Linked DNA regions of Mus musculus: region 2 is linked to region 1. A link is a loop called in an ENCODE intact Hi-C map of the cell type or tissue named here. Cell type or tissue: heart. All regions are shown on one strand. Each heading gives the region's core, and the rest is flanking DNA. Links, peaks and the distances in the headings are about the cores only. Region 1 holds the start of Timp3 (tissue inhibitor of metalloproteinase 3). Region 2 overlaps Syn3 (synapsin III).

Region 1 (15,109 bases), core at 2,644-10,643:
TTGTGGCCGTCAGACGGGAAGGGATCGTTTCACCCACTCAAGGCACCCGCACCCCGTTGTCTGGCGTGGATATGTCCCTTTCTGGGCCTGCGAGACCAGCAGGCTGAAGGCTCAGGGAATTGGTGTTTTCTGGCTTACGGCGCCCCCTAGCCTTAGCCAGAGGGATAGGCTCGGTGAGTCCCTCTGAGGAGCTGCTGCCTGTCAAGCTCAACTTTGAGCCTCGGGACTAGTGTGGACTTCTGGGTCCCTGCAGCCATTAGTGAACTGAATCTTGCTGCCAATGCTCTATCCTCAATGGGCTTACACTTCAGGAAGAGAAACAGGTAGATGAGCAACCATATCAGAGTCAGCTACACGCAAAAAAGAACCCAACTAAGGTGCTGTGGGGAATCCGCTTGAAGGGGATGGAAAAGGGTCAAGCTAAGGAGGTAATATCTAAATTGAGACTGGAACGGTGTGCAAGGGTCCACTAAGTTTTGAACACAAAAGACACAGCTCTGGACCCTTTAATGCTTCCAATCCAAAAGAGAACAGAAAGATGGACTGGTAACACCAAGAGGCTCCACCAGAAACAAGACCCCAAGTCTCTCCTGTACCTTTATCAACACAGTCTGCACAGCCGTCTTTTATTTTAAGCCTGTGTCTAGGAAGACAGAGTAGTGTGGGAGTGTAGGAAATGCTGAGAGTGAGGTGGGTGGGCATGCTGGTTTGAGGTCAAACCTGCTCACACAGTGAGTTTTATCTTCCTTCACGTCCATTCACCTCAACTTTGAGAATTTCCCATGGAGTAGTAGACTTACTATTATTGTTGTTATTATTATCAACACCAAGGGACATCTTGCAGGGAATCATAAAGTCTAATCTTTTATCCAATAAACATGGAAACTGATGCATGAAGTGACTTGTCCACTGGATTGGAAGTATGACTGACTGTTCAGCAGCCATGTCTATCACAGGTCTCAGGTGTGGATATGTTTCCTTTCCATCCTAGCCTGCTTTTCCTCTCCAGAAAGGAGGTATTCACACATCTATTTGTAAAACGTGCTTGGCATGTTTTCAAAAGGTATCATGTAATAAGGTAGAAAGGGAAACAGGCAGTAACCTCTGAGTTACACAAAACTATACAACGCTGGTCAGCTCAGAGGATCTGTTAGTGTAGACAAGAACCCTTAGGCAGTACAGATAGCTCTCCACAGGCCAGCTATGGGACTTGGAAATACATTTATTCCATGCCCTGGCCTGGAAGACAGCCCTGTGGATGTGATGCAGATAGAAGCTAAGGAATCAGGGTTCACAACATGAACTTGGCTCTGCCTCCAGCTGAGTGTGGGACACTGGGTAAATTCTTTCTTCTGAACATTATTTTTCTCATGTTGAATATGAAGTTCAACAGTCTCGGAGCAACTTTGTATCTTCTTCAGATGCCTGAGAAAATACCCCCTACAGGTCTACCCTCTGAATTTTGATACATAGGAAGTGAACATGCTCTTAACGTCTCTAGAAAAGTTCCAACAGAGGGACTAGGTGAGCCAGTTAGGTTTGAGGACAAGCCAGGTGTTGGTTGAAGCCTCTTCAGCTCGCCCAGTGTCATAAATTTGTCATTGTTCTCAGCCACCAGAAGAGATAAGCAAAGCTGGTATCCCCATTCTTACCCAAGCTCCAGGCCCATTCAATCTTGCTCACTAAATAGACTAGCAGAAGCAATCCTTACACACTATTAGCCCAGTGAACAACCTAATGTCCAGATGGGTGGCTTCAAGGCACACCTGCTGGAAGGACCTACATGAGGACTCAGGGAGCCCCGTCATCTTGTTCCTAGGATCATGACTACGCTGACCTTGCAGAGGTGAGCAGAGACGAGCAGTTCAGCTTAGGCAGAAGAGAAAACTCCTGACCAGAATGCTGTAGGTATCTCCTGAGGCCCTCAAATTCTGAGTGAGTCCGTGCTGAAGAATCAAGGGAGAAACAAATCCAAATCAGCAGCTTTCAGGATGGAAAATAATCAGAAGACACCCAGGCTTTGCTAAGGAAGTAGCCCCCAGAACAAGACACACTTCAGACGTCCTCTCTTAGGACATCTGCTCTGTGACACGTAGCGCAAAGTAGCTGCCTGGCGATTGTCTTGCATTCCAGAAAGGCTTTCTCTTGGAGGAAAAACAAAGGGCACTTTGGACAAAATGGTCTTGCAATAGGAAAGCAGAGAAGAGAGGCCTCTAGCCTGTAAGATGTTAAACCAAAGGGATTTGTCTGTAAACCCTTCTAAAGTCTTCCACATGACTGGCACGGTGCAAGGTTCAGTGAATCTCTCAGATTCCACCAAGTATGTCCTCATTCAACCTAGTTCCTCAGAGTGGCCCCATTAGTGCCCATGGCTCGGGCCTCAAGTGACTGACTGCCGGCTACTATCTACACTCAAGTTTCTTGGGACTTTCCTATGGCTAAAAAAGCAATGCTGCAAATAGCTGATACTCGGCCTCAGCGTGTCAGGAAAGGAAACCATATAACTATATTCCTGGAGCCGGGGCTAGAAGAGTAGTGAGAAGGCCAGAGCACCCTGAAACAGAATTAAGGAGGGGAGGGGCTTCAGAGCTGAGTGGGGCTAAGACAGAAAGATGTGGGAGCTAAGATCTCTTCTGTATAGCTGTAATACTTGGGTGGAGGCTTCTTGGAAGCATTTGGGAGGCTGAGGCAGGGGCATCGAGAGTTCAAGGTCATCCTGGACTACTTAATGATACTCTGTCTCAAAATAACCACAGCATCAACACACAACAACCACAACAAGGGCAGTTAAGTCAGAAATAATGTTACCATGTTGCCTTCTGCTTCTGCCATAAAAGTTTCTTCTCTTGGGGATAACCCAAGGGAGTCCCTTGGATTTTCCTCATTTGTTACAAGTTTACAGCATTCTGCAGCTAAAACACAGGTCTCCTTCAAAACCAGGTAGGAGAGAGGGGAGAGAGATTACTCTAAAAGAGTACTATCGGTCAAAGGGATGCTGAGTCAGGGATGTACATCCCTTTTGGTAAGAAGAGCCAGCTAGAGAGTGTGGTGGGAGCATCCCTTTCTGGGCCTGCTTCTTCAGCTGGAAGGTACACAGGACACCTGTTCTCACTTTCCCCAACTAGAAGGAATATGTGAACACAACGAGATGGAGTATGGAATCCTGCTTTTAAAAAGAGAGCATAGGCCAGGTATGACGCTGCACATCTGTAACTCTAACAGAAGCCTGACTCAGGAAGATCTTGAGTTCAAGGTCAGCCTGGGCTACATAGTAAGACTATGTCTCAAAAAACAGCATGAGCACACACACACACACACACACCCCAATTAAGATGTTATTTAAAATGGGTTGGTAATAATGTTACCAATATTGCTCTATAGGTGGTTTTCTCTAAGAACTGGTTTTATTCCACGTACTGATTGCTTTACCTCAAATGTTCCTTGCAGAAGGAAGGATTGCTGTCTGCCACCAGGGAGACCAGCTATCATACTCCCCCTTTCCCTATATTCTTTCCTTCAAAGAAGACCCAGGCCTTTGTGATTGATGTTCTTCTGGCATGATGTCACATCTTTTACTGTCCCACAGAAAACAACGCCCTCTTAGTCATTCTAACCTAGGTCTCCAACTATTCTAGTTTCCTCATCATACTAGCACAATCGCCCTGGTTGCAAGGGCTTGCTTGACGTCCAGAACAGGGTCTGTTGAATAATTCCACAGATCCATTTACCCCCAATGGCAATTACCACAGCCATCCCACAAAGGCAGAGGTGTGTGTGTGTGTGTGTGTGTGTGTGTGTGTGTGTGTGTGTGTGTTGGGGGTGGGAGGTGAGGGAAGCTGATGTCCAGCGGTTTCCTCTTACTCCCTGCTCTCTCTAGGAAAGATAAGAAGGTGAAAATTTCTTTGAGGCTTCCTTCTTGACTTTTTCCAGGAGGCGTGATCAAGGACTTCAGGGTGCGGGCCACCTGGGGCCCTTGGAAGAGATTATGCAGGAAGGCTGGGTGGCTGGGACTGAATCCTTGTTTAGGTCCAAGGCTCATAGAGAGGCGGTGGGCGTAGGGCGAAGGGGCCGTGGGACGCCGCTGTAGCGCACACCGGCCCAGGACGCGCCCAGCCCACCCACTCGCGTGCCCACAACTGCATTATTCCCTATAAGGATCTGAACGGTCCGGGCCGGCTCCGCCCTGTCGCCCCGCGCCCCCCGGCCCCGCCCCCTTTTTGGAGGGCCGATGAGGTAATGCGGCGCTGCCATTGGTCGGAGGGGGCGGACCCCGAGCTCCCGAGGGGCTGGGTCCCCTCGCGCCCCTATATCACTCTGCAGCCCTGGACTCTCGCTCACAGTGGGCAGCGGGCAGCCGCCAGCGCCAAGAATCTTCTTCTCCCGCTTCTCCGCTTCCCGATCCTTCTCCGGGAGGCCACTCGTTGGCTCCGCGGACTCGTGTTCCAGCGACCCTTGGCCACTTAGTCCTGTCCCGCCGGGCTACTTGGAAGGCACTTCCCCGGAGCTCATCGTTGCCCACCGTGCACAGTGCCCGGTTAAACCCAGCGAGTGAGCTCGGACTGTAGCATCAGCGCTAGCGCTCGGCAACTTTGAAGAAAAGAGCGGCAGTCCCCGCAGCGGACCACAACAGCTACCATGACTCCCTGGCTTGGGCTTGTCGTGCTCCTGAGCTGCTGGAGCCTTGGGCACTGGGGCGCGGAAGCGTGCACATGCTCTCCCAGCCATCCCCAGGATGCCTTCTGCAACTCCGACATCGGTAAGTGCTCCGGAAGACTCAGTTTCCCTGGGCGGGGACTCTGTGTGGGGAGATGCCCTGCAGAGGGAACCCAACCAGTGGCCTAGTGGTCTCTGGCGGGCGAGCGTGAACGAGGTCCTGCTTGATATCTAGAAAAATTTCCCCATTGCCTTGAAGGGAAAAGAGCTGGAGAAGGAGGGTGAGAGATTCTGAAAAGTTGGAACGCTAACTGAAGTTCTGGGACCTCGACGACACTTTACAAGTTGTAGTCTGTGCGGGTGGAGTTGCGAGAGAGAAAACTCCTAGCTTCAAAGATTGCTTATCTCCCGCGCCCTTGAACTTCATTCTTTTCCTTGAGAAACTCAGCCTAGCTGCAGGCTCTCCCGGCAAGTGCTAATGGAGCTTCTTGCCTGCCAAGTTTGGGTGGCTGGAAAAGGGGGGAGGGGGAGATGAAAAAAAAACGGGGAGGGGGGGGGCGGAAACTGTGGGATTGCCCTCCTCCCTGGGAGAACTGCATCAGAGTGTTGATAGCTGGCCTGAGGTGACTGTGGGGGAATCACTTATCATAGAGCTGTGAAAATTCACAGGAAGATATATTTTTTCTTCCCCCGGAATGTTTGTGAGGAGGGAGAGAGTGAGTATCATCGGAGAAAGCAGATTTGTCACCAAAAGAGCAAAGCTGCCAAAGGTCTCATCGCTTGTGGTGATGGTCTCAAAGAGACTGTGCTGATTAGAGGGACTTGATAAGAAGTAGAACCCACTATCCAGAGGAGTGTTGGGGACATTAGTGTTTGGAGGGCTCCAGGGGAAGTGGAAGCTGGCTACTCTCTTCTCCAGCTCCTTAAAGCTCTCAGGTCCAATGTGTGTTTGCTGGGCAGGGGTGGGACAAGAGGCTGCCCTTAGCCAGTGTGGAGTCAGTAAAGAATGGAGTGTGTGTGTTTTAAGTATGGTCATAAAGGAGATGGAAAATTTCCACTGGGTCTTGAGTGAGGGATTCTACTCTGCAAGTGTGTTGTGTTGAGAGGGGGGCGGGGGGAGGGGTGGTGACCTGGCAGGAAAGAAAACCAAGGTTGGAGAGGCACTGCTGGTGGGTCGGCCTAGGGGGAAATCTGGGAGGTGGTTTTGGTGGTCAGGTCAGTCCACTTGGCAGCCCAGGGTGTTTGTGTGACCCTGCAGTCACCCTTCTTGAAGGTTTCCTGGGACCCAGAGACACCCACCCTTCTCTGTCCCTGGGGGAGAACCCCTGGCTTTATGGAGTGCTTGCAAGCATCCTTTTTTGGATTGCTGGAGGGCTGGGAAAGTTTTCTCCCTTCTCTCATTAGGGCCCCCACCCAGATTCCTCTTAGTCTTTCCTCCCAGTAGCCGATGACTTTCTCTACTAGTTCCTGCTGTCTGCTTTTGCTCAGCCTAGAGCCTGGTGCTGGCCTGTGAGCTAGCAGGTGGAGGAATCTGGGTGTGCAGTCTATGGTCCAAGCTCTTTTCAGCTTCACAGTGGGTCGAGGCGTGTTCAGTTTGGTTTGGTAGTGTGAGTAGGGAGAGAGGGTTCTCATCTCTAACCTAGAGATTAGAGGTTTCGGCCTTGACAACATGAGCGTGTTCCCAGTGGGCACTCCTGGGGTCCTACTGTGGGTCAGACTGACAAAGTTTCTTGTAATTTCTATGGGTTTATTCAAGAAACAGCTTTTTTTTTTCCTTCCTCTTAATATGCTTCCTAGAACAAAGTCAAATTACCAAGAAATATGCCAAACCCAGAACAGAGAGAGAGAGAGAGAGAGAGAGAGAGAGAGAGAGAGAGAGAGAGAGAGATCCTTGCTCTGGCAGGGATCCAGGCTCACTAACCCTCAGTTTGGTGCACTGCACAAGAGATGAGATAATGCTTTTAAAAATGGGAGGTGTGGGTGTGGGCCTGCTGGCTTGTTGACCTGCTGCCGCCTGACAGCAGCAGGCACCCTGCCTGTTGCCACCAGTAGATGGCTCCCAACTGTCCTCGGGAAACTGGAGCTCGGAAAGTGTGCTCAAGCCCGTCTGCCTCCTTCCTCTTCCAGAACCTTCAAGCATTCTCACTCTGGCCAGATGCCATGCTGCCAGGCAAGGGCACAGCATGCCTAGCTGGGCCCCTGGTAAGCCCCCATCACCACACCAAAATGGCCTTCCCTCTCCCTGTTTCTTTATCCACGGGTGTCTCTTTTCTCTTTTTTTTCTCCAAAACCCATGGGACTGGCACAACCTTCTGGATGAGGAGGAGTTAAAAGGTGTTTCTATGGCAACTGCAGGCCCTGTACCCTATTAAAGTGTTTAGAAGAATAAACTACACAGACGCTTATCAGATACACTGTGGGGCAAAGAAAGAGACTTGGCAGCAGTCGCCTCACCTGGGGCCTTCTCCTTCCAGTCCTTGCTCCTCCTTCAAAACCTTGACTGAAGAAGCAGCGGGGAGGGCACTGGGAATGAAAGAGGCAGGCTTGGCCAGGCAGACTTTGTTCTGGCCACCTTAGTTCAGGAAGGATGGGAAATGTTCAGAGCATTCTGAAAACTGGAGTGGGGTGGTGTGTGTGTGTGTGTGTGTGTGTGTGTGTGTGTGTGTGTGTGTGTGTGTGTGTGTGTGTGGTTTTGGCAGAGGTGGGAGTAGTAGAGAAAACCCCCTTCTCTCTGTCTCCATTCACAAGGAGTAATTAGGCAGTGGCATTGGTGGGAGTGGAGAGGTGTCAGCCCTGGGTCTGGGAGGAGCAGCTGACAACCTTGGAGAATAGCCCTGATATCATTGAGTTGTTTTGACAGGGACCACTGCCAGGGGCGTGTTCCTTCAGCATCAGATCTGAAGTGGTTTTAGCAAAGAAGCCATTTGTAGACAAACGTGACCTATGCCCTCTCACTCCTACAGGCAGACAGACACAAAGAAAATGAAATTATGGAACTTTGGAGAATTGACAACCACCTAGTGGGGATGGTGGTGTGCGTGTACGTGCATGTGTGCATGTCCATGTGTACCAATGCTAATAGTATCTCGAGAATCCTGGCCAGAGGAAGACTGCTGTTAGGCAAGAGGAAAGAAGGGACGGATGCATTCAGACTTGCATGGGTGTGCAAGCATGTTAGAGGTACTATCTTAACTCCCCAGCAACCTTAAGTGGTATTGCACCCATTTCTCAGATGGGAAATACTGAGGCTGAATGAGATCATGCAAGGCCACCCAGTAGTGGCCAGGCATGCATTCAGTCTTCATGATGAGACCTTTCACTAACCTCTGACATCTTGCACTGACTTCTGACATCCTAAGGCAGGCACCTGCACCTGGAATCCAAATGAAAGGGACAGATGGCATTTTCATCTAGATTAGAAAAGCTTTCCTCCAACCTTTGAAGGCAGCTAAAGGGGCCAGCAGTTTTAATTAAGTATCCTGTTTACGGAGGAAGAATTGATTATAGTTTTATAACGGAACAACATTAAAAAAAAAAAAAGGAAATTCCCTATGTTCTTTAGCTACTAAAACCAGAAAAGACTCTCAAAATTATTAGGTCAGAGTGAAACTAATTGTGTGTCACTAAGACCAGCGAACAGCAAGGCTGATAGAATCCAAACTTGCAGGATGACTGTAGGAGACAGGATTCCCAGGGGATCCACCTGCCAGTGCTGAGTGGGAGGTGGATGAGTGGAGCATGAGGCAGGAAGGAAGTCTGCAGACTGGGGTCCTCGTGGGTGTAGAAGGTGCCCCTCTGACTGATCTGTCCCTTTCCCAGTCCCCTGACAGACAAGACTAGAACAGGGCTGGGAAGTGGCTTTGCTGGCACAGCAGGAGCCATTGAGCTCAGCTGCTGACTGGCACATTCCAACAGGTTCATTAATGAAAAACAAAAACCATTCCAGTCCCCTTTGGCTTTTAACACTTTAGCCTGTGCTATGTGGACACGAAGGCCCCTTCTAACCACTTTTGTCACATTCAGCTCTTGGGTGGTCTCTAGAGGCCATGTGGGATGGTGGAAGAGCCCTGGACAGGGCACAGCTGGGCTCAGATCCTCCCCCCTCCCCAACCCCAGCATCTTGTTGGCTTTGTGTTTAGGCTTTTATTGGGTCCTTTCAGCCTTTACTCTCCTCGTGATGAAAGGACACAGTAATTTGTACTTTCAGACCTTTTTTTATTCATGCCTTTAAGCTTAAAGTTTTACAGTGATGTGTTATTTTATGTTTATGTATCATTTATCCTATCTATCTACCTACCTATCTATCTATCTATCTATCTATCTATCTATCTATCTATCTATCTATCTATCCATCCATCCATCCATCCACCCACCCATCCACCCATCCATTTATACATGTACCTCCCTATCTCTTCATCTACCCACCTCTACAAAATCAAAGAAAGAGCAAGTCGCTTTGGATCGCTGCTTCAATCAATACTACTTCTTTCTATTCTCCATCTGCATCCTTACATCATTATCCGAGGAACATTCCCAGAAGTTTTGCTTCATTAGAAAGTTGTAAAGTTAGAAGACTGAATACTGGAGTGACCTTGGTGTCGTTTCTGTTCAATCATGTATACCAGGGAGTGATATACATATACATGTGGGTAATTGTAGTCTTGCTCTCCTTAGTATTCCATGGGATGATAATTTTTTTAAAACCCAATGCTGAGTTTTAAGATAGAATGATTACTGTGTGCTAGGCATCATTCCAAATAATTAATATGCATTAGTTCATTCAAGTCTCTCAACAGTCCTACGAGGCAGATGTACTATTATCATCTTCACTGAAAAAAGCTGCAGCTCAGAAAAATTCAGTAAGTTGTTCAGTGCTATACCTGGTAAGTAGCAGAGACTAGTATTTACACCCATGTATCCCACCTCTCTGGTGTCTCCAGCTAGACTATATAACATTTATAGTGCTATATGTGGTGATATTACTATGACAATATAATATTCATTTAGATCTACCATCACTTTATTTAGATATCTCCTATTTATGGATAGCTATGCTTCTAACAACTTTCACCTTCCTAAGAGTGCTAGAACACATGGTCACTATATTATCTTTTGCTGCTGTGCGTGGAGAAGCCTCTATGGCAAGCGTACATTTGGAAGTATTGGTGGGAAGGAAGGACACTGTATTTTCAGCTTTGCTGCAGTCCACCGCCAGAGCTGCATGTTGACTCTGTCCTTTTTAGGTTTGCAATCAGAGGATGGGAGATGGAGGCAATAGCACAGTGTTGTGCTGCAGATACATTCAGGCTTCTCTCAAATGGAAAACAATTTTAGACATTTCCTTGGTATTCTGACGACTTCTGCTTTTGGTCAGCCTTTTTATCTTTTTGAAAGGGAACAAAATTAAGGCCACTTAGGCCAAGTTAATGGGATCACTTTCATACCAAGAGAAGGTCTTAAGTGGTAGGACAGCCACAGCTCTTGACTTGTGGCTGGGCTACTTTAGTTAGAGATGGCTGTAGGCTTTTGCTTTTATAATACGTAGGGCGCTTTTCATTACTGGAAACTTGTTTGGACTTTGGTTTTTGCATGAACTCAGGTTCAAAAGTGCATGTGTGAAACTGGGACATAGGCTTTTGTGCCCCTAGTTGGGCTCAGGGTGACAGCAAGAAGACTGATGCCTTTGTTCCTTCCTGCAGTGATTGCTCATCTGGATAGTGCTTGGATGGAAAAATAAAATGGCTGCAAGGACGGCGGTAAATAGCTGAGACAGAGTGGGCCTGGCAGAGAAAGACTCTGGGGTCTTGACATTAGGAAACCTGCTTTAAGAAATGATCCCACCATCCTGACTAGAAGTCTTCAGTGGGTTAATGGGGTAAAGTTATAATAAAATGGCTTTTGTAAGGACTGATAATGGGCCCTGCCCATCTCTTCATTGGTCTTTCCTGCTTTCCTGGTGATCCTGTTTTCTGCCGGCTCTTGACCCATGCATGCTAGGTCCTCCCATCATACATCCTCATGAACTTCTCATTTTCTGGGTCTCACTTGGTCCTGTTTTCTGCTATCTGTAGGACACCATTTCTACTAAAAGTCAACTCCTCTGAAATTCCATGAGGCCTGCCCAGAGGGCATCATCCCAAAGCCAGAACCACAAGCCTGCTGAGGCACCTGTTTTGTTCTCTGCTTATGTGATAATTCTAGCCCCACCATACAGTGGAACAAACACAACAGCATCTTCCTAATCAGACCTATCATTGAGGTTGCAATTACTATCACAACGGCCATGGGCTGAGCTCCTCACTTGTGTAAAGATGAGGCATTCCTTCTCATGTGCTACCCACTCAGTAGCCTCAGGTTGAAAAAGGAAAACTTCCTGCCTAACATCAGACAAGAAACAGCCCAGCCTGAAGCTATATCGCCAAAGACTGTGTTCAGGATCATTCTCTCCTGTAGATTTAGGGTCTCTTCTCCTGGAGACTAAGAAACGCAGCTCTCTAGAACAGGGAAGGTCCTCCTTCTTTTGCAACAATGTGCAACTTTGGCACATTGGTCTCTGACTCACACTGTTGGAACGCTCTGGGGCCATTCCCTTTGACAGCCTCTCTGGTCCCTGCTGTCCTCAATTTCATTATAGTGTTAGTTATTTGGAGTTCTTAATGGAACCAAGCCACACGAAAAATCCATGATTTCTAGCCTAGATCTCTATCTTCACCCTTATTGAATCCATCCTTCTTGATACTGAAAAATATTTTAAAATCCACTTCTCCATCAGTGGATATTGCTTCACAGCTTCATGTGTGGAGTATCTATTCCCAGTCCTATAAACAAACAGTTTAAAACAGAAAATTGCCACAATGCTAGCAGGTTCAAGTTGGACATATTGGCTGCCATGCTAATTGATTGCAGCCCAAAGGACGCTTGGGACTCTCCTGAGCCTACTGAAGTGTTAGAAGAGTGTATAGATCTCTAAGTAAGGTCATGGACCTTGTCACTTCGCTGACATTATACCTGATGTGTCCAGGACTAGTGGAGAAGCAAGAAGTTCCTGGGTCCCATTGTGTTGGATACCCTTTGAGGATGTGGCCTGGGTGTAGCAGGTTGAAACACCATCAGCATAATAGACTAAGCTTGGGTCTAGCTAATTAGCATATAGCAGGAGGCCACAAGATGTCTCCGAACTGTGGTGGGACCAATGGGTCTTTGGCTCATTTACTTAATGAAGTGTGTCTGGAGATGCAGAGGGGCCTGGAGAAGTCTTCTGTGCGACTGAGACAGCCTGGCTGCCACCAAAGGAGTAGTCTCCACTGCACAGCACTGCCCGACATGCAGGTCTGATTTAATGTCACATATTTCTTATCACCTACCCGTGTCATTCACATCTGGGACACTAGGGACTTCCAGTAGTACTAGGTCTGTGCCACCTGGCAGAAGAAAGGGTGAAGGAGAAGAAAATGGTTTGGCTTCAGAGAGCCACGGTAAAGTTCAGCCAGTGACTAATAGCTCTGGGATGATGGGATGAGGGGGTGAAGGTGTGGGGATTCAGGGCAAGGGTAGAGAGGGGGAGCCTTGAGCAGAGCAAGCTCTAGAAGCACAGATCTTCAACATCACAAGGTAGTTAGTCTCTTCACCCCAACTTCTGCACAGCTTCTGTCCTCCCAGGAATGCTTGTCCCAGGCAGGCAACCTGGCTACCTGAAGAGAAGTCTGTTGGATTCGGATATCAGGTCCTTGTGAGACCCAGGCTAGGGCAAGGGGAAGTGACAAGGGGGAAAGTGTGATGGTAAGGTTTCATGAGCTAAGCTGCTTGGCTAAGTATGCACATTAAAAAAAAAAGCAGGGTGGTGGGAGGGTCACTGTTCCCACTTGATGGCTATCAATACTGATACGGTATGTGTGGTTGGGTAGCTATCAATACTGATATTGGTGGTATGGCTGGGTAGCTTCACTGTAGAGTAGATCCCATGCCTTCTGAAGACCAAGTCCAGTGGTATTCATGGATTAGGGGTTGCCCTTCCCCATTTAGACTCTTCTAAGCACATTTCCTTCTGATAGGTGGAAAGAAGTGGAGATACTAGAGTAGCTGAAGGGAGTGTTCTAGAAGCTGGTGATATTAAACTTGGATAACAAATCAGTTCCTCCTGTCTCCACCCAGCTTGGGACTAGAGAGCCCGTGCTTCCTGTGTGTTGATGTGACGAGATCACTGGTCTCCAGTTATGAGATCTGAGGTCTGCCTCAAGTTTATCATCTGACTCTGGAATTACCTTGGTGGTATGATCCTCCCCAGGAATTGATCTCTCATCTGGACAAGTGAAGGACTGACTGTGTGTGTCTACTCTTTTGTGCATGGATGTTACTTATTACGATGGGTCAGTATTCTGGGTCAGGTTTCCTTGGGGAGGGCTATCTAGCAGAGCTCAGGATGGAACACCTAGTGCCGCCAATAACACTCTTTGAAGGAAGCTTCATTAGAAATATGGCCTGCTAAGATCAGATCAGGATCTCTGTGGCTGTGAACATAGTGAGGATTCTACCCAAACACATCTAATGAGCTGAGCTCAATGATCTATGGGACCACCGGACTTCCTGTTGGATCACATCTGGTTTACCTGTAGACAGCAGCCTTGCAGACTTAGCTTAAGGCCAGAATTCGGAATCAAGGTCGCTTCAGGGTCTGTCACTGACTGCTGGACAGTTTGGTAGGAAGCCTTCTAAGCTGCAGAAAAGACTTTCCCACTGGAAGACCAGCTTAGATGTAGACCTCTAATTAAAAGTGATATTATTTCATACGAGTCTGTTTACTCCAAGAGAGAAAGTCTGGAAGTTTCAGGTCAAACATGTGATCACTGAGCAAGCCCACTCCACTTTCCTCTCCAATAAGGACAAACAGACACCCAAAGGCCTGAGATTTGTGAGAAGCTCAACACCCAAAGGGCTGCCTGGGATACAGATCTGGATAGATAGACATGATGGGGACTATGCCTCTTGTGGGCAGGTGGCTGTGGGCTCCAGATCCCCTTTGACTCATTATCTTCCAGCTTGGGTTTCTTTGTAATTAATTAGTTCAGGGCACAAATCTGATGCTGACATTGTCTAGCCAGAAAGGGAGGGTTATTGTAATATCAAGCACGTGAGACTATTACTACTATCAGCTAAACATATAAGGGTCTCCAGTCTCTTGTTTGCCACATTTGTCCCCAAATATCTACGTGGTGGCTTTGAGTACCTCCTCTTCTCCTTGATATCAGGGAGGCAATAGAACTGGTGGCAACTGTGATGAACTGGAAAATCCATGTCCTTTGGTAAGGGGACAGTGTGGCCAGATGTTTAGGTTCTTATAATAAGCTGGAAACCCCAACGTGCTAGGGTGAAACTTTAGTTTTTAAGTGTTACTACAATGTAAAATCACACACACACACACACACACACACACACACACACACACACACACACACACACAAGCATACACTGATTCAGCTGTGTAGGTTACAGGTTTCTTGTGACCTTGTATCTGGTGACCTCTTGAGTAACCTTTAAGTCCTCAGATCTCAGAATGAATATGGCCAGTGGCTCTTTTGAAGCAAAATGATTTCCTCACAGCCTACATTCTTGGTACCATGTCCTTCCCAGTTTCTGAGCTGGTGAAGAATACAGGTTGTGATGTTAACCAGCTTGCCTCAGATCTTGACTTTATTACTTGCTGGTTACATGTCTTGGGCAAGCCAGCCTATCTCATTCTTGCTTTTCCTCTCTGTTACCCTGCATGTATAAGAAGACCGTTCGCTTCACAGGGCTGTGGAGGGAATTCACTGAGATCATGGAAACAGCCGTCTTGGCTCGCTGCTTAGCCTGTAGTAAGGGCTTGGTAAATACCAACCCTCGTGATTACGACATAGTCTTATTGCCTCCCTTATATGGGAACTGGGTCTTACTCACTGGTCTGATGTTAGTGTGCACATAGTAAAGTCATTGTGAATGAATGAGGGGATGTTTGAAAAAGGCAGCATCCAGTCCTTCTAGGCAGCAGTGTCCTCAGCTTGGGAGTGGTGGGAAAAAGAGATAGTATCAGGTTTTGCCATGCAGCTCAGTGAGAAACAGCTGCTGTATTAAAGAGCAGTGATCAACTTGGAAAACACAGCGAAAGAGGCTGGGAAATGGCTCAGTCAGAAAAGTGCTTGAAAGCACAGATTCCAGCACCCACATTAAAAACAAACAAACAAAAAACGGTATTATGGTCTGATTCTAAAACCGTAGACCTGATGCAGAGTACAAAAGAATGTCCAAGGCTTGCTGATCAGCCAGTGTAGACTAACCTCTGAGTTCCAGGTTGAGTAAGAGAACTTGTCTCAAAAAATAAGGTAGGGAGCGAATGAGGAAGATATCCAACATTTACTTTTGGCCTTCAAACACACACACACACACACACACACACACACACACACACACACACACACAAATG
Region 2 (15,109 bases), core at 3,706-11,705, 55 kb after region 1:
TGAAGACAAATTCTCAATTTTCTCAGAATATTTACACATGTTCCATAGTCAGATTTTTGTCATTGTTGTAACCAAATACCAGAAAGAAATGACTTATAGTGAGGACTATTTATTTTGTTTTGGCTCCTGGTTTCAGAAGCTTTGGTTCATTGTATCCAGGAGGTCATGGTAGGACCAGCAGCATTCATTATTGTAGACCAGAAGTAAAAGAGGATGAGCCCAGCCTTCTTTCATTCCTTTTTATCCCATCTGGGCCCTTCACTCCATAGATGATGCTAAAAGATCCACATTCCAGGCGAGTTTCTCCTGGCTCTGTTAATCCCCTCTGGAAAGGCCCTGACACATACCCAGAAAGTTCATTACTAATCTGGCTGCTTTCATTTCAGTTAAACTGATAATTCAGGTTTACCTACACTTACTCACACCAACCAGACATCCTTGATTCTGTGACTGATAGGTTATGGATACAGTAGATAGACAATCAATGAGAGCCTCTGACTGGCTAGATTGCTCCCACGGAAGCCCGTAGCCCTACCTGACAGGGCCTTCAAAGAGGCCTGTTCAGCTCAGCAGCCAGAGCCTACGATTCTACAATCCAGCCACAGTCTTTAGCTATGGTGAGTCCATCCTGAGACACCTACTCCCTTCATGATCAAATTCACTGATCGAGCACCAATACATAAACAGATGTAGTAGGCTGAGCCCACGAGCTCAGAATACTTCTACCAAAATTCCAGCTGTGGACACAGAACTCTCCAACTTACTCAGAACGATATTAATCTTAAACCTTCCAAATAGATAGTGAAGCCGCATACTCCAACTTGGCCCCAATCGACTCCCAGAGGTACACTCCAAGGAAAGGAAATCGAACACGTAAGCACATTGCTCTTTAATGATCAGCTCAAATAGAATAACACAGTTTTTATTAAAATTACACTGGAAACCAGGTCCCAGGAAAAGTGCATTGGAGATAACATTTTACCATAAAAATGCCTTTTCCCTTTATACTCCGCCTCTGGCTCAAGGATGCCAGCTCAAGATGTGCCTTGATGTGTTAAGAATTAACAGAGTTTCACAGAATGCCAAGTACTTTTGTCACTTGTCCTACTGCCTGATTTATCCTAGAGAAGTTGAACCTTCCTCGAGGTTCCTCAAGAAACACTATACATCCCCACAAGCACAGGACATGAAGGCTCTCATGTGGAGTCCAGACAACCAGGAAGCGAGGCCTGAGCAGCCCAAAGTGACTCAGAAGATAGACAAGCAATAGTCATTCTGCATTATAAAGATAAGCAGAACTAAAAAGGCACTCACCATTGGCTTGTGGTTGGGGAAAAATGTTTGCTCCACTAGTGGAAATTTCTCAGGACCCAAGGAATGGAAGATCTTAATGAGCTGAGAAAACTGGGAGAGAAAAAGGAGAGATCATTAGGCAGCTAGGGTTTCCCACTAGGATCCAGGAACCCACTTGAACCTGGCCTTCAAGTGCCTGCCCTGTGCTAAGTTCTAGAATCTGTTGTCCACCACTAGGATTAAAAGGCACCCTCCTTGGTTAGATATCATTTCTCTTTACCCCTTGTGCCTTGCCCCCTGACCTAGCAAGTTAGCAGGTAACTGGCTACAGTTAACCACATTTTACAAGCTCTTAACTGCATTCTCAGCCATTTAACACAAGGTTCTTGCCCACAGTACAGTCTTCTGGGAGTCCTGCAATCCCTCTGCCTACAATGTCTATCTTTCTAGGTAGGACAGCATTGTAGGCACTTTGTGATACTCACTCTGAATCCAGACTCTCTCATTCAAACTAAAGAATTTATTTCCTGTTATTTACTAGCTATAAGACCTGGAGGAGCAGGGGTCAAGTGTAGGTTTCCGAATGTCACTTTCCTAATTTGTACATTACAAAGTTGGGATGGGATGGTAATGCTAGTGGGAAGCATGGGGGATTTGGGACATAGAGGAGGGGGGGGCATCAGGAAGGCCCCCTGGACCTATGCTATAAGAGAAAGAAGGGTGTTTTGTGTGGTCAAGGAGACACAGAAGGCCTTCAGTGGCTGCCGTGGCTGTAGCCTCAGGTGCAGGGCATGATTAGAAAGCTGGCAAAGGGTGGTCCTTATGAGCTTTAAAAGGCTGGACCAAGGATCTCATTCACTCCAAAGGCAAAGGGAAATGACAGGCAGATACCAAAACAACAGCTCGGACTCTGCAAACAGGTATCTGGTGGGTAGAAGAAGAGCCATGTTTTGCTCCAGAGATGAAAAATCTGAGAGAATTCCTGCTCCGCACTGGGCTCCTGTGCCCAAGTGTGCAGCAGAGCCCAGAGTCATTCTTGGAGAACTTGAGAAATGTGGGGAAATATGTTTGAGGGTATCACTCATTCTATAGATAAGGAAGTTGCAGTGCAGCTTATAGCTAGGCTCATGGGTTATGGAGAAGAGAGGCAGCACTTGCTGCCAGCCAGCTCTATGGGCCTCAGTTTCCTCGCTTGTGCAGTAGAGATACCTGCTTATCAGGATGTGCATATTGGGGCTGAGTACAGGACATAGTGGATGCGAGTGAAGCTGCTGCTATCAAAACCATGGACTGTGTCCTTCTCGTGGTACTCAAACCATAGATTCCATGGGTCTAATGACACAAAGAGACCACAGCTAGGGTGACTGTAGCCATGACTATCAATATGTATTACATGAACTCAAGATTCAACAAATATTGAGTGCCATCCCAGCGTAGTCACAGTCCATGTGTAAGAGGCAACAATTGTCCCAATTTCTCATATGGGTATGCTGTGTACCAACCACCATTACATACACTTTACATGCTCCTACTGAAAACCAGGAAGAACCTATTATTATCATCCTTTTTAAAAAATAAGGACGCTGAATTTAGAGAGGTTAATGAAATTGCTTGAGGGCACACATTCAATGGAGAAACTTGGCCTTGGGCAATCTAGCTTCAGAGTCCAGAACAATCAGTGCCCTTCTCGCCAAGGTGATGACAGATAGGCAGCCAAACAGGGTCGATAGGCCAGAGAGCTGAAGCAATTCATAGCATTTTCTCTTCACCTTTGAGTTGCCTTTGTCCCTGAGGTATCAAGGTATGTATCATAGGACTGATAACACAGTTGTCACATTTGTTAATAGACTGTTCCAGTAGAATAGAAGATTGATCAAGCAGCAGACACTCTGATGTTATCACTCTGTGTGTGTGTGTGTGTGTGTGTGTGTGTGTGTGTGCATTGCTTATACTAATGGAGATAGATAGTAGCTAAAGGAATGATGTCATTTAGATGCAGACCCAACTGTGGGATCACAAAGTTCAGTTAGGGACAGAGAGCATTTGAAAGAATGGAAGAGGGCTGGTATTTTAGGAAGCCCCTTCATTTTTGATGATGGTTGGATGGAAACCTGAGTAGAGCAAATGAATGGTTGAGACTAGGGAATCCATGGGGAGAAAGCAACTGTTAAGTTGGAGAAAGAGGGCTTCAGAGTCTGACTTCACCATCCACGAGCCCTAAGACCCCAGGGTTTCTTATCCAGCCTGAAAGTAAGCCTCCTCGCTAGAGCAGAGCCATGAAACCATCGTCAAACACTGATAGCATGGGTACCTCTCAAGGGCTTCTGGCACTCATAAGTGTTTAATAACGTTGAAGAGCAACAATAAGAACATGCTAGAATGTTAGAAACCGGTAATATATGTTTGTTTTTGTTTGAGTCAGGGTCTCACATAGCCTGGTCTGGCTTAGAACTCTTAGTACATAGCCAAGTCAGTCCCTGTCTGATCCATCTGCCTCCATCTCCTAAGTGCTGTGACTATAGGTATCCACCGCCACATCTGGTTTATGAAGCAGTAGAGGCCGAGCCCAGTACTGTATTAACTGAGCTATAAGTCATCAAGATTAATATTCCTGTAGCACAGTCCTCTATCGTAATGGGTTACACATACTATTTGCAAGGCCGCAATTCCCTGAAGAGGCCTGGGGTCAAGTTGTTTGTTTTGCTGTTTAAATAAGACTCTTCTCCTTGCTGAGGTCCTGTGTTGGGGAAATGGAGCCATTACAGGACCACCTCATGCTTCCCAGTTCCCTCCAGATGGACTGATCTGTAACCTACCACCCAAGGCTTGCTGCAGAAGTTGTATACGGAGTAGAGAGAGTTGACAGCAGGAAGCCCTCCATACTGGAGGCCGATGACCAGGCTCCGGTAGTCCTCAGCCAGGGCCATGCTGTAGGCATGCTGTCGGACCAGGATGAAGTCAGGTTTGAAGGACCTGCCAAGAGAGGGAACAACAAGGATCTTACACGGCTGCATAACCAAGACTTTGCTGATTACAGACCTGACCCTATGTATCTGTTACCCAAAGGAGCTCTCAGGTGAGAGGGCAGGGGAGGGGAGGACAGAAAGGGCTAGACAAAACTCACAGTTACACAACTACAAAGCAAATGAACTGAAAAGAACAGGTACTTTCTTGTGTATGGATTTTAGGCTGTTTCCTAGATTCCCATTTTTTTTTCTAACTAGGGAAAATGTCTCAAATAACTAGGCAATGGAATAACTTTTTACTACATTCTGAGCAGCATGCAGAATATATGTATTCCCTTATGTATGGATGCTATCAGCTCCCATTTCTCACAGGTACATCCTAAAATGCAGGAAGATACATATTTTGTTCAAAGAGACCTGCTGGTAAGTAAAAGGGTTAGGTCTATAGCTGTCCACTCTCTGGTACCCAGAATTCCTCCTTGTAGACATCTGACCAAAATGGCCTTGTGGTTTCTAAGTGGCAACCTCTAGAAAGTAGCAAACTACAAGTGCACACGGGTTCATTGTTGGGCTCTGCTGAAGGCAGGGTCCTGATAAACGAACAGAGTTGGGAGACGGCTGGGCTATCCCTTCCACATTTTATAGCTGGAGAGACTGAGAAATTAACTCCCTTAAACCACAAAGCTGATGAACAGGAAAGTTGCCTTTGAATTCTATCATTGGTTCTCCAGTCTTTATGCTTTTAACACCACATCCTGGCTCTTGGCAGACTTACCGTGTTCCACTCACACTGTCAAAGGCCAACTTATTTTTGTGCTCCTTACTTCTAAGACACATGTAAGACCAGTCTCACAGTGGGCAGAGGGTGGACACTCAACACGGTGCCATTGATCTGCCTGTCTCATCTGGAGTCATATCCTTAACTTCACTGAAGTATTGTCTCTTTAAAATAATTCAAATATAATCTAAAATAATTCTCAGAGGGGAAGGACATGTTCCCTCTGAGGACAGACGTGCACAGTGCAGATGTGTCTCAGGTCATGCTGACCTTGGCTCTCAACAGATCTCCTAGTGTTTGGCACTTCTAGGGCAGGTATGCGAAGGGAAGGTGTGGTGGAGGCTACTGTGAACATCATCCGCTCCCATCAAAGCAAATGCAAGGGTGTTTTCTGCTAAATGGTCACTCATCTCCACAGGCTACTCAGATCAGACCGTGGCCTGCCTTCAGGAGTCTGACTCACAGTGTGTTTATGGGAATGGTCAGCCTTAGCGTAGGAATGTTAAAGTTAGAAACTTGGAATGAGAGCAACCGAGATGGGAGGATGAAGGAGGGATCGGAGGGCAACCAGAAGCACTTACTTGCAACAGAACCGTTTTCTACTCTTATATGATTTACCAAAAGACCCATGGGATGCACGAAGAAGCAAACAAATTGCCAGAGAATTTACAAAATGCAGAGAAAATTCCTAACAATCTTTATATACACATTTTGATCCAACTATTGATTTTACTGTATACAGCATGTAGTCATACACATAATTGATTTCATGCCTTCTATCCATTATGATTCTGGAATTTTTTACATAATGCAATGATAAGAATAGTTCCTCTACGACCAACATACCCCCAAAAACAAAATTTCTTTTTCCTTTCTTCCTTTTTTCTCTCCTTGTTCCCTCCCTCTTTCCTCCCCAGAGCCACTCTCCCCATGCTACTCTTGAATTCCCCCTGGAGCCTAGGCTGGCCTTGAACTTGTTTTCCTGACTTAATCTCTCAAGTACCTAGAGTAACAGGCCTGTGACCATCAGGTCTCATAACACTATAGTTTCTTGAACAACGAGTGTTTCAATTTGCCGAGTCACATCCCTCCAAGGATACCGTGGATGTCTCTGTTATTTGCCTTAATATTTTTAAAAATTAACCATCTGATTTGCCTTTCTTGTGTGACTCTGCTCACATCTTTCTCCATTTTAAAAACTGTGGCTCTCCACTCAGCTTCCTCACAGGGCCTCTGTACAATAAGGACACAGCCCTTTTCATATCAAGTGTGGTAAGATATTTTTACTAGGTGCATCTTTTTTATAAGGCACATAAACATGTCTGCCCCACCCTTCCCCTGGTTTATCTTATCAGATGTTGCCTTTTGCTTTCACTCTGTTTGCTGTATTGAGAGGCCAGGTAGTCAGGCAGGACTCCATCCTGGCTGGGTGGCCTTCCTTATAGACAATAATGGCAGTGGACTCAGTGTCTTGCCAGGCCTGGGTAAGGCCACCTTGAGGACGCAGTCAGGAGTCTCCAGCTGGCTCTCTTCCTAGCTTCTTTAGATGTGTGAAGAACTCAGAATTAGGGACACAATCAGGAAAATACAGTCAAATCTCACTGCTTAGGCCAGCTTGTAAGACTAGAATAGTGTTTTAAAGAAAAGATTTTTGTTTTTATTTTTATTTATGTGTCTGTGGGGAGTGGAATGGAGACAAGTTGTGTATGTGGAGACAGTGCTCAAAGAGGCCAGAAGAGGGCGATAACGAGAGCATGCATAAGAAGGACTGAGTAAACAATAAACATGGGGAGGAAGGGCCATTGCAAAGAGGAAGAAGTTCTTTCTTGTGGTGACAGGGAAGAAATGAAGTCTGATGGTCAGGGTTTCCAGACAACAGTATGTGACCCTCATAACTGTGGTCTGCTTCATAGTGACACTGGTTCAGTATTTATGGAGGAATATCAGCCCCAACAAGAAAAATGCAATCCCAAGGAACTCAAATTGACCTCCCTGACCTCTCAAGATTCTCATATCCAGTGAATGAAGGGTAGTATTTTCGCCCAAATGCTGTACCAGGGCTGGCCAGGCATGTGCTACAGTCTATAGGTGGAGTCACTGCTACACAGAATGCACAGGCTCCTCCCTCTTAAAGCTCCAAGGAATGTACGGAGATTATTGACCAGTAGCAAGTAGCTGCTTCCTTTAACCCAGGACCCTGGTTTCTCTGTCCAGCCAGAGGGTGGATGTCCTCCATGTCCTCCAAACATCCAAGCCCCTGGTCCCCAGACATTTCCAAGTACCGAGGTACCAAGATGATGGGAACATAACCCCAGATTGTAGACCTGACAGTCCAGGAGGGATCTGTGCATGGAGAGACCAAACAAACATCAAACACATGTTTGCTCAGATAATAGCCAAGTTACAGAATCAGCCTAGGTGTCACCAACAGATGAACGCATAAGGGAGTTTCAATCAGCCATAGACAAGAACGAAATTTAGGTAAATTTGCAGGAACATGGATGCGACCGGAATTATCTTAAGCAAAGTAAGCGATACTCAAAGGGACAAATATCAACCATGTGTTTTCTTTAGTTAGAGGATCGTAGATTTCACGTAGATGCACACAATTATGAGACATGGGGAAGCAGAAGGAAGGTTGTCAGGCTTGGGGAAGATGCATGTGATTATCAGGAAGGGGAGTAAGAGGGAGGGAGTGACTCTCCTCAAAAGATGTGCATAGTCATATAAACGTTTGAAGAAATGCCTGTGACATTGTATGAAGGATGTACATATCCACCTGTACAACAAACATACATCAAATTAAAAACAAACAAACCAAAAAAAAGCAAATGCCATGACAAAGGAGTAGACGAGATACTAAGGTGTTCCAGAGAGTGTTCAGCCTAAGGGGCAGGCGTTGGTGGTGCGCACCTTTAATCCCAGGTAGAGGCAGGCGATTTCTGTGAGTTTGAGGCCAGCCATATCTTCTGAGTGAGTTCCATGACAGCCAGGGCTACATGCCTTAAAATTTAAAAAAAAAAATGTTCAGTTTTTCCTGGGGCAGGACTGCGTAAATGTGTATAGAAGGGCTTAGATCTTGAAGAAGAAGTGGGGTTTCTCTACAGACAGGGATTTAAGGGTTCTCCAGGTAGCAGGAAGAATGCTGTGGGTTTTATTTTATCTGCCAATATCCTTTTTTTTTTCTCTTTTTTGGCAGGCAGAACTCGTGATTAAATTCCCTCCCATTAGTGAACTGTGTCACTGTGACAGGAACAGGTTGGGAATGCATGAAGAGTGTCCTCATCAGCTTCCCTGCAGTTGCTGTCTACGAATTGTAGAGAAAAGGAGTAGTCAGCTAAGAAGTTAGCTGGTGGAGATCTTTGTTTTTGTTTTGTTTTGTTTTTCGTTTTTTGCTTCTTTTCCCATTTGCTGCAGAACAGATGCCCGTATGGTCTCTTGGTACAGAGACGAAGGCCTTGCCCTTGATTGCCTAGTCCCTGACATCCACAGAGCCTGGCCGAAAGCCACCTTTATCTTCTGAGCTAAGTGAACCATGAGGTCTTCTTTTCTGCCTGGTTTCTATTGATCTGTGTCATTTTGCCATAAATATGGCTTTAACACTGGGACAAAGTGACAAATTTTGCAACCAATTCTGTGGCTGGAATATAGAGACATATGATGTGGCACCAGAGCTGGGCACTGGTAAAACACTATTGTCATTCCCTTGCTAGCCAATCACTGCTTTCTTCTGTCTCTGCTATCCCGCAGAGTCTAAGTCCTATCCATTTCATGCTTTTGCGGGATCTCTGACAGTCTCACACAAGTTGGTGCTGGAGACTCTCACTGGGGTTCCTTTTATCTTCCTCTTAAACTTTTATATGAGCTCTTGGACCCCAGGTATGTCTTAAAAGTGGCTGCCAGAACTCCAGAGAAATTGAGGATGACAGATAATTAAACGGTAAGGACAGGACAGATGGTACATTGCTGGGGATTACTGAGGGCTTGAGGCAATGTCAAGAGGCAGGGGGCCCAAGACTGAGTCACTCTGAACCCTGGAGAAGTGTCATAATTCCTTCAGCTATGTAAGGTCTTGCAGTAGCAAGAACGGATTCTGGCAGGGGACCTCAGCTAATGAGCAGGAACCTCATTATTCTCAGCTGCTTCAATGAGATTTTGCAACTATTCCTTGTTCTGTAGCTTCTAAGTTGGCAAAAGGGATGATCATGCTGGCTTGGGTCACAGCCTGGTCCATCACATCCATATCTGTTCTTAGCCAGGCCTGGGAAGGCTCCAGACATTCTATATGCCTGCCAGCAGAGAAACTCCAGCTTTTTTATGGACTGTCTCTATACTCCCCAGAACGCTTTCTACTCGGCTTCTATACATATAAGCTTTGGTGTACAATCTAGGGCATAGGAACCCAGGTTGCTGCAAACTAGCAAAAGGGAAGGAGGGAGGGAGATCTGACCATCAGGGCTTTCTCTGTGTTTTAAGGTCATGATAACGCCATCTTGCTACAAATATAAATCACAGGAAACATGCATGCTGTACAGAGGGTGGGGATGGACCTGCCAGATGGGAAGACTTGAGAATTAGCAATGCTTCCTGAGGACTGCAAGAAATTAGTCCAGGCTCAAAGGAATTAGGTGGCAACCAACCAGAAATCTGGCAAGGAACAGAAAACAGGATACTGGAGCCAGGCTGATGGGGCCCACGGGGAAGCTGCCAGCTACATGCACCAGTGGGAAAGGGACTTGAAGGAGCGCATGGGCAGCTTGCTCTCGTGAATCTCAGAGCTTTTAAGTACTGAGAGGTTAATAAAAACACAGGCAGGGGCTTTTGGGGGAAGCAGGTTTCGTGTCTCTATTCTCAGGATCATTTTGGGTTCTTCTTTGTTTCATGTCAGAAAATGCATCAGTGGCTCCATCCTTTTCCTCCGTCCTTTACCCTGGGGCTTCGCCCTATCCTGGGCTGAATCATGTCTCTCCAAAGCATAGGTTAAAGTTCTGATCCCTGTTACCTGGGGTCCTGTCACCTATGAAGGTGAGTTGACATGGAAATAGAGCCTTTGTAGGGTTACTGAGCTAAAAGGTTACATGATAATGGAATGGATCATAATGGCTGTCTTAGTAAGAGGAAACTATTCATATACATATGCACATATGAGAGAGAGAGAGAATAAACATCAATGATAAAGGAATCAAAGATGGAGAAGATGGTATATACACCAAAACCTTTCAAAGGCTGTTGACAACTTTGAGAAGCTAGCAAGAAGCAACAAAATGTTCTCCCTGAGACTTCCAGAGGACCAGATGCCCTGACTTCAGACTTGGATCCTCCAGGATTAGGAGAGGATGCATTTCTGTCATTTAAGCCACACAATCTGTGATGCTGTCTTCAGTAACCTCTGTGATCCAATTCCTTGGGCAGTCCCATATTCCCTTGTTCCGGTAACTTCTAGGGTTTTCTGGCTTATTTTGTTCTTCTATGTAAATCCATCCAGACTTACATGCTCCTCTTGCCAAAACAGCAGCCCTGTGCCAATCTATTCCAGGAGCTGTAACAAAACACCACAGGCTGGGTGGCTTATAAACAACTTATATTTATTTCTTATGGCTTTCAGGTCTGGAAATCCAAGGTCAAGGAAGCAGAAGCAGAAGAGTGAGGGAGTGGTAAAACCCTACTTTCCAGTTCATGGCCTGGCCTTCTTATTGTGTCTTTACCAGAGACAGCAGGAAGGAGTGTGATGGCTCTCTAGATCTCTTAGCAGGGACACTAATCAATCTCACCTATACGGGCTGCATCGTAAAGACTTTGCTTACTCCCGAAGGCCCCATCTCTTATTGCTTGCATATGGGTTTGGGGGAGGTTTATATTAAAATTACAGCAAATATTAAACCCAACAAGTAAAGAATATCTTTACTCACAAAAATTCACTGGAAATTAATGTTCATGTTTTTATTATTATTCATCAATACATAAAAACATGGGTAGATGGACATTCACCAAAATGCTAACCTGATGATTTGAGCGGGGAGGAATGGGAAATAGAAAGCTGGATCTTCTTTAGCTATTGTTTGCCTTAAAATAAAACACCTCTCAGAGACTGACCACCAGCCAAAAGGCATACAGAGGCTGGACCGAGGCCCCCTACATATGTAGCAGACGTACAGCTCGGTCTTCATGTGGGCCCCGAACAAGTGGAGTGAGGGCTATCCCAAAAGCTGTTGCCTGCTTGTGAAATCCGTTCCCCTAACTTGGTTGTCTTGACTGGCCTCAGTGGGAAAAGAAGAGCCTGGCCTTGAAGAGACTAGATGTGCCAGGGTTGGGGGATATGGGGTGGGGGCAGGGCTCCACTCTCTCAGAGGAGGAAGGATGGGGAGACAATGATCAGGATATAAAGTGCATAAATAAGTAAGTAAGTAAGTAAGTAAGTAAGTAAGTAAGTAAGTAAATAAATAATAAAATAAAACAACACAGAACATTTTTATATGCAGATTTTTATTTTAAAGCTATCCATAGAGGTGTGAAGTGCCAGGGTGAGGGGATATCCAGGGAGGCCCCCACCCACTCAGAGGAGAATGGGGGAGGCATGGGGGAAAGATTATGGGAGGGGTGTGACTGGAAGAGGGGCAGTGAGCTGAATGTAAAGTGAATAACTAAAAACATAAAATTAAATATATTTTTTAAAAAGGCTATCTTCATTCTGAAAAAATAAAGCTGTAAGAGTGATGTTTTTCCATGGGAAACTCTAAGATGTACACTGCCACGTGAATAAAACTATCTCAAAAGATAACCCGTTTTATCAGTAAAGCCTTTCGGTCAAGATTTTTTTTTCCCACAACAGAAATGAAACTAAATGATAGGAAGACAAGAAACATGTCTCTACCATTGTAGTCCCAGCTAGACCCTAGCCTTTTTTGTTGTTGTTAAGCTTGTTGGGCACCTCAGACCGTGCCAGTTCATTTCAGTCCCCATGTTTGACACACAGGAAATGATACTATTAGGAAGTGTGGCCTTGCTGGAGTAGGTATGGCCTTTTTGGAGGAAGTGTGTCACTGTGGGAGCAGGTTTTGAGGTCTCCCATGCTCAAGCTACTCCCAATGTGGCACACAGTCTCCTTCTGTTGCCTTTGGATCAAGGTGTCGATCTCTTAGCTCCATCTCCAGCAATATGCCTGCTTGTATGCTGCCGTTCTACCCACTATGACAAATCTCTGAAACTCTAAAGCCAGTCCCAATTAAATGTTTTCCTTTATAAGAGTTGTCTAGCATGGCTGTCCTCTGAGAGGCTCTCCCAGCAGCTGACTGAGACAGACACAGATACTGACAGCCATGCATTGGACTGAGATTGGAAACCCCTAAGAAAGAGTTAGGGGAAGGACTGAAGGAGCTAAAGGAAATGGTAACCCCGTAGGAAGATCAACAGTCTCAACTAACCCGGATCCCTGGGAGCTCCCAGAGACCAAGCCACCAACCAAAGAGCATGCACGGGCTGGTCTGAGGCTCTGGCACATATGTAGCCAAGAACTGCCTTGTCTGGCCTCAGTGGGAGAGGATGTGCCTAATCCTGTAGAGTCTTGATGCTCCAGGGAAGGGGGATACTCAGATGGGGGAGCATGCTCAGGGAAGGGGCTCAGCATGGGTCTGCGGAGGCATCCCCTTCCCCCCATACCTGACTACACGTCCACCAAACATATCCCTTCTCTCTTCATCTTTTTATAAACACACCTCTCTTCACAGTAATAAAACCCTAACTAAGACAGAGGTTGGCACCAAGAAACTGGAGTACTGCTGTCAAAGGCCTGACCGTGCTTTTGTTTGGAGCTATGTTGACTTTGGGTTAGGAACGCAATGGAATTCTTTAAGCAACGCTTAATGGACCACACTAGTAGAAGAATGGAAGACAGTGGTGCTGAGGGTGATTTGAATTGTGGGGGCCTGGCTCAGAGGTTTCAGGGAAGAATTTTCGTATGTTGCCTAGAGATTCATCTTGTGATATTCTGGTGAAGAATGTGGCTGATTTTTTGCCCTTGTCTGAACAGACTGCTGAGGCTAAAGTGAAGAGGTTTATATTAATTGCATTAACAAATGAAATCTCAAAGCAGTCAAGTATCGATACTGGTTGTGTAGCTCCTTACAGTTCAGTCTTGTGAAGAATGATTTGATGAAAAGGAGCAAGCTGTGCAAGGGAAACTGCAAAAAGGTTGAAAGGAGAAAGGAGGCACCCAGAGGAGGGAAGGAGCCAAGGCCTGGGTTCAAGGAGATGAACAGATTAATGATATTGAATGAAATAAACGAGTGGTGACCTCAGGGCAAGATTACACACAGCTAAACTTCTATCTTGTGAAAGGGAGTTAAAGAACAGTTTTCTGAGCGTGCGAGTACATACTTGCCTTTAATCCCACCACTCACGTGAGAGAGGCAAGGAGATCTCTGAGTTCAAGGGCAGCCTGGCCGACAGAGTAAGATCCAGGGCAGCCAAGCTTAGGCAGTGAAGGAAACCATTGAAAACAGAAAGCTGGTGAAGATGGGATTGAACAAGGGGGCTATGTTCCAGCCCCAGCAAGTAGCAGAGGTTTGCAGTTTGGCCATGTGGTTCAGAAAGGGGTTATGGAATCTCCCTCTGAGACAAACAGATGCTGCCGAGGCCAGGTGTGTGGCAGGGGTATCCCTGCATGAGGGCCCAGGGAGGTCATGATGAAGCTTCACAGTGTGAAGCTATGAAGGTTTGGAGATCCCAGGATGTTAGAGATGCCAGAGCCCTGGGATATCTGCTGAGGAAAGCTGCTAACAGGAAGTAGAACCAGCCCAAGAGAACGAAGTGTGTTGGAATCCACAAACTGAAAGGAGGTGGAGATATGCAGAGTGCTTTGACATCAGACACGGAGTTGCAGAGTTTGGGGTTTGCCCAGCTGCTTTTCAGACCTGCTTTGGTCCAGTGTTTCCTCACTGTGCTTTCCCTACGTTTTGGATTGGCAATGTACATCCTATACCACTGTAGGTTGGAAGTACGTGATCTGGTTTTGACGGTGATATTATAGGGGATTACAATTAAGAGATTGCATGAATCTCAGAAGAGACTGTGAACTTTTAAACATGGTTGAGGCTGTGATAGACTACAGGGACTTTTGAAGTTGGACTACCTACATAATGGTAACAAGCCTATGAGAGCCAGCGAGTGGAATGTGGTGGCTTGGATAGGTATGTCCCCTGTAGACTCGTGTGTTTGAATGCTTGGCCCATAGGAAAGAGCACTATTAGGAGGTATGTATGGCCTTGTAGGAGTAGATGTGACCTTGTTGGAGGAAGTGTGTCACTGTGGAGTTGGGCTTTGAGGTGATATGTGCTCAGTGTGGCACGCAGTCTCCTGTTGCCTGAGAACTCTCAGCTCCTCCTGCGCCATGTCTGCCTGGATACTACCATGCTTCCTGCTATGATGACAATGGACTGAACCGCTGAACCTGTAAGCCAGCCCCAATGTAATGTTTTCCTGCGTAAGAGTTGCCCTGGTGTCTCTTGACAGAAATAAAACCCTAACTAAGACACAAGTAGAGTTGAGTTAGGAGCTAGCCAGCCTTTCCTAGGCTTTCCGACTTGAGAATTTAGCTTTCAGCTTCTGCTCCTAGCATCTATGCCCCTAGCTGCAGTCCGTCATGTTGGAATTGTTTTAGGAATTCCCGGGACTCACTGGGGATGCTGGCTGAGGGCTGGTTACTTATAAACCTCATCTCCTAGATCCACACATTCAACTTTTATGAAGTAGGTGCTTACCCTGCCCTGGGTTCCTGAGATGAGGAACTGGAAGCTAAGGTTGAAATCATGTGACTCAGTGAGGGAGACAAAAACAGAGGAAAAGAATTCTGTTGGCTAATATGGAGCTTGGTGGGATTCACTGGGGAACCTGGGGCACAACTAATACTCCACTTGCCAAAAGACGGCTGTTTTACTGCCATGGAAGTCTGTTACTGACTCTCTAGCAGGTGGGAGAGGGGATGTGGAGAGTTATTAAGCCTCTTAGTTGTCTGGGGATGCAGTTGCTCAAGGTGACAATGAATGCCCTGGGAAAGCCTTGCGTGTCTAGTGTTACT

The links. Hi-C counts contacts between places; a loop is a spot of excess contacts. Peaks named below come from ENCODE experiments on the same cell type or tissue, not always from the same donor. Only the 100,000 strongest peaks of a DNase experiment are listed, where the experiment ranks them.
Region 2: it touches region 1 in a loop (2.8-fold over the local background); 11 of 42 quality-filtered maps call a loop at or near these places.

The regions. Positions count from the first base shown.
Region 1 is chr10:86,296,219-86,311,327 of GRCm38, forward strand. The region is part of intron 6 of Syn3 (synapsin III); the gene reads right to left. Timp3 (tissue inhibitor of metalloproteinase 3) reads left to right here and starts at 4,194. Exons shown (of 5, transcript NM_011595.2): 1 at 4,194-4,756. The coding sequence starts at 4,636. RefSeq lists an enhancer at 1-1,199. In heart, for the core only: a CTCF peak has its summit at 6,691 (motif pointing right); DNase peaks (open chromatin) are centred at 4,233, 6,063, 6,713, 7,473 and 4 weaker places; H3K4me3 peaks cover 3,514 bases; H3K27ac peaks cover 3,391 bases.
Region 2 is chr10:86,350,237-86,365,345 of GRCm38, forward strand. Syn3 (synapsin III) reads right to left here. Exons shown (of 14, transcript NM_013722.3): 5 at 4,110-4,266; 6 at 1,315-1,404. Among named protein-coding and RNA genes, the nearest start is that of Timp3, 57 kb to the left of the region's middle. In heart, for the core only: a CTCF peak has its summit at 6,769 (motif pointing right); a DNase peak (open chromatin) is centred at 9,675; H3K27ac peaks cover 335 bases.